Linked DNA regions of Homo sapiens: region 2 is linked to region 1. A link is an interaction called in ENCODE POLR2A ChIA-PET data of the cell type or tissue named here. Cell type or tissue: A673. All regions are shown on one strand. Region 1 has its middle 9.1 kb from the start of METTL22. Region 2 overlaps USP7 (ubiquitin specific peptidase 7).

Region 1 (2,500 bases):
CCAGGATAATTAGAGATGGTGCATGTAAGGATGCAGCGGGAGTCCAGGCCTTGGACACTGTGTTCTGCATCACTGGGTGGGTATGGGGCAGATACATCTAGCCGGGTGTGAGCACTCAGGTGATGCAATCTCATCCCCAGGCAGTGCTCTGGAAGATGTGGACCCTCCATGAGCCCTCAATGTCCTGTATTGATTAGATTTGGTTTGCGTAGTGTTCCCAAGATGAAAGGAACTAATGGTGAGCCATCTTATCAAAGCATATCTGTTAGATCTGAAGGCTTGTGGTGTATCATCAGCTGAAAAAGAGAAAAATGCGAGGGGGGAGGGAAAAATCACAAAGGCCAGGAACACAATGAAAAGGGCAGTCTGTGTTCTAAATCTCTAACAGCAGCCCCACTCTTGTTCTCAGGGGATGGTGCTGATAGGGAAGGCATTTCAGATAGGGAGGCATTGACTAAGCCTGTCCCATTTCACTCATGAGGAAACTGACCCTCAGAGAGGTTGCCCAAGGTCTCACAGATGGGGTTGAATCCAGGTCTGCTCAAATGCAGAGGCCAGATTCTCAACCCCAGCCTCCCTTAAACTGGCTAAGGTCTCTCCTGACCTGATTCCATTCTTCCCTTCACCCTCCAGCCTAGTCCCTATCCAGCAAGTCCAGCATTTCAAACCACAACATGTTCTTGGAGGTTTTTACTCAATGCAGCTATGACACCCAGAGGAGTCTCAGAAACAAACAAGAAAGCCTGTCTATGAGCAGAACCACAGTCACCCACCCCTTCATGATCATGGATTCACAGTCATCTATCATGGCCCCATGTCACTAAATGTCAAGACCATGCCTGCACACCTGCACTGGAGATTTCAAGATGCCACTAAGAAATAGGAACTAACACTCAGCACAAAATGTTCTCTGGAGCTAGTTTGGACATTCTCAGTAAAGAAGAGACCTAGTGGGATAATCTGAGATGCCTCAGTGTTTTATAATTATATGAGTCATTTCCACCCAGATAGGACTGGATAGAGTTTAGAATGTTACTTGCACTGTGTGCTACTATACCCCTGAAAGAGGGGTGGAACTTGCTGGAGCAAATTAACTGTGGCATTTTTGCTCCATGTGGGGTCAACCCAGCCTAATACTGTGGCAGGAACAGAGATGAAATAGCTAAAATGGAATCAACCCAATGTCCATCTCAGTGGTTTGAATAAATCATCGTATTACATTCATTCCTTGAAATATACTGCTATGAAATGAACAAACCATATGGGACCAAGCATAGATTCATCATATATATATGTGTGTGTGTATATATATACACTTCATCATATATATATGTGTATATATATACATCATCATATATGTATATATATGTGTATATATATACACATCATCATATATGTGTATATATATGTGTGTGTGTATATATACATCATCATATATATATACATCATCATATATATATATATTTTTTTTTTTTGAGATGGAATCTCTCTCTGTCACCTAGGCTGGAGTGCAGTGGCATGATCTCGGCTCACTGCAACCTCCGCCTTCCAGGTTCAAGCGATTCTCCTGCCTCAGCCTCCCGATAGCTGGGATTACAGGCGTGCACCATCACACCCAGCTCATTTTTGTATTTTTAGTATAGACAGGGTTTCACCATGTTGGCCAGGATGGTCTCGATCTCCTGACCTCATGGTCTGCTCGCCTCGGCCTCCCAAAGTGCTGGGATTATAGGTATGAGCCACCACGTCCACCCAATTCATCTTATAATATTGAGTAAACAAGAAATCAAACACAAAAGAATACAACACAGTGTGATTCTATTTAAGGTTCAAAGCAAGCAAAGCTAAACTATATTGTGAGGGTGCATGCTTAGGCAGTAAAACTATAAAAACAAGCAAACTACTGAGAACCACGGAAGAAAGGATGGTGAGTATTTCTAAGGGAGTGAAGGGGAAATAAACAGAAGTTTCTGGGGTTCTGGCAATATCTATAACTTGAACTTGTTGGTAATTACATGGGTGTTTCCTTTATAACTATTTGTTATACTTTATATACTGTATATGTTGCATAGATGTGTTATATGAATGCTATATATCACAACAAAAATGTTTTAAGACTGTCATTTGGGGCCAGGCATGGAGGCTCACACCTGTAATCCCAGCACTTTGGGAGGCCAATGTGGGAGGGTCACTTGAACCCAGGAGCTTGAGACCAGCCTGGACAACATAGCGAGATCTTGACTGTACTGAAAATAAAATTTAAAAAATTAGCCAGGCATGATGGCATGCACCTGTAGTCCCACCTATTTGGGAGAAAGAGGTGAGAGGATTGCTTGAGTCCTGGAGTTTGAGGCTGCAGTGAGCTGTGATTGCACCACTGCACTCCAGCCTGAGTGACAGCACAAGACCCTGTTTCAAAAAAAAAAAAAAAATTAAAGAATGTCGTTAGGGAATTACAAATTATAGACAACAATGGGATATCACTATACACCTATTAGCA
Region 2 (2,500 bases), 320 kb after region 1:
AATCATTAACAAAAACTTATTTTGGATAAGCAATTTATGCTGCTTCTGATATGACAACCCTGAGACATACGACAGTAAATAAAGCTTGTTTAGCCCAGCACATATCCAACTTCCTAGAATCCTGTGCATTTTTCACAACACACTTATCCCCTGAAGAAGAGGATTGCGCAATTTGTACTGCAGCTGGAAAACGCTGCCCTCAGCTACAAGTTCTTCTCCTACAGTCAGGACCACCTCCCTCCCACGCACTTTGCCATCAGAAAGATATTACATGCTGGGTCTTTCAACGGCAACCACAGTTCCAAACCAAGGAAAGGTGCTACGGAAGATTACTCAACCTTCTCGGATTATACGCTTTTTCCATCAAGGAGGTCACAAGAAGGGCATTTCCACTTTCGGGTCCTATGGCGTGGCACCACTGTCTACTAATTTAGTGAAATGTACCTCAAAAGGAAGGGGACTTTACCCATATTGTCCCCTCATAAGTCATTCTCCCCAGGAGACACCTGGCAATGTCTAGAGACATGTCATGACCGCAAGTGGAGGGCAGCAGCCATGGGCATCCTGGAATGCACAGGACAGCCTCCCACAACCAAGAATTATCCAAGTTGCCATGAGAAGCTAAGAAGCTCCGCCCTATATCTATGTCTCCTCCCAAGACCTCCCCCCTAAAAAAAAAAAGAAAAAAACAGTAGGGAAATGTTGGAACAGATTGCTCTGTGGGAACTAGACCCGGAATGTTCCGATAGGGCAGGGCCTGTCACTGCTACACAAGTGGCTAGAATTGATCCCAAACGCACACCTAGCGCCTCAGAGCTGGCCATGCCTTCCCAAATGCACTCACTCAACCGCTTTCGGCATCTCAGATGTCTAAAGTAAAACCTCCAAAAGCCCAACAACCAGCGAGACCACACCCACACCATTGCCCTCGTCTACGGTGGAAAGCGCACTCCACAGGTAACAAAGCAGCGGGTTTAGACCACGCCTCTTTACCTTCCTCAGATATTGCCTCAGCCAGCTGCCAGGGGTAAACCGCACTGTGAGAGAACTCTCAACTACGGCTGCAGTTTCTCATGGAGGCTGAACTTTTGGCAGGAGGTCTGAACAGCAGTCCTTCTGGTGGTGCAGCCCGTGACTGATGGTTTCTTTCAACTGCCCCGTTACTCCCCTGGGAAGGACACAACCCTCATGAGGATTGATGGACATGCTTTTTGACAGAACATGGTTTCATATTACACTCAAGACTCCAGGGGCTGCATACTGCAATTACTGGCTGCTCCCTACTCACAAGTGTGACTGTGCAAATATTGAGGTCACTAATTTGATAAATTTAAAGAAGGAATGGTCTCGGAAGAAAAAAACTGATTTCCTACACAAAAAATGTCCATGCACATACATATGAGTATGCTTTCTCACAGAGAAGCTATAGACCAAAACTCAGTGAGGGAGAATGAAGGCCAAAGCTTGAATCTGATTTCATCCCTAACAGGAGCGGGGAGGGATTCATAGCTATCATCAACTGATATACACCCTGCAATGAGAATGCAATGGAAAGCCAAGTTCCAATGTCTGCACGTATCTTGCTGCAAACAAACAAGAAGGAGAGTAAGACATGCTTGTTGTTCCCAATACTAGCAGTGGCTGGAGACCTGCAGGCAGGAGTAAATACCCACCTATTAAATTTAAACCTACATTACACCTCCTTGCCTAGGCTAGGGAGACTCTACTTACCTGGCAATGGTGTAGGCAATCTTGAAACTCAAAACCCAAACAGGATTTTCCTCAGTTACAGCCTCCTGAAAACTAGCTACGCTCAGAAGTACCCAAGGATGTACCCAAGAAGTACCAAGCATGGATCTGAACCTGTTTTCTGACAAGTTTCCGCCCACTGCGAGGCGGTGAACCACAGGCACTTACCATCCTCCATGTCCTCCTCCGCGGTGTTGTGTCCATCACTCAGGGCCACATTCCCATTGATCACAGGGTTCTGAGTAATTCTTGGTGGGTCATCTGTATCTCCCGCTTTAAAGAAGAAAAAGAAATTCCACGGGTTTTACATTCATGGCTTTAATAGAATAAGCAAAATATAAACTTATACTTTTGATGTTGCCTAATCATTAATAAATTCCAATTGTACCACAATAAAGATTCATTCTAATCCAAAAAATATTTATACTAATGTTTACTACATACAAACTTTCGCTGTTTCGAAACACTAAATGGAATTTGAAAACATGCTATACCACACTATAATTTGCTTTATTTGCAATGATATTCTGCACAAAACTTTTTATATAAAATCTCTTATGTAGGCCAGACATGGTGGCTCATGCCTGTAATCCTAGCATTTTGAGAGGCCAAGGCGGACAGATCACCTGAGGCCAGGAGTTCGAGACCAGGCTGGCCAACATGGTGAAACCCCGTCTCTACTAGAAATGCAAAAATTAGCTGGGTGTGGTGGCGCATGCCCGCAATCCCAACTATTTGGCAGGCTGAGGAA

Evidence for each region. Peaks named below come from ENCODE experiments on the same cell type or tissue, not always from the same donor. Only the 100,000 strongest peaks of a DNase experiment are listed, where the experiment ranks them.
Region 2: POLR2A ChIA-PET joins it to region 1 with 5 read pairs; 3 of 35 experiments call an interaction of 5 or more read pairs at or near these places.

What each region holds. Positions count from the first base shown.
Region 1 is chr16:8,611,368-8,613,867 of GRCh38, forward strand. No RefSeq gene overlaps it. Among named protein-coding and RNA genes, the nearest start is that of METTL22, 9.1 kb to the right of the region's middle. In A673, no CTCF peak of the experiment used is centred here; a DNase peak (open chromatin) is centred at 1,005.
Region 2 is chr16:8,928,376-8,930,875 of GRCh38, forward strand. USP7 (ubiquitin specific peptidase 7) reads right to left here. Exons shown (of 31, transcript NM_003470.3): 2 at 1,918-2,022. Among named protein-coding and RNA genes, the nearest start is that of USP7-AS1, 33 kb to the right of the region's middle. RefSeq lists an enhancer at 428-487. In A673, no CTCF peak of the experiment used is centred here; DNase peaks (open chromatin) are centred at 196 and 1,186.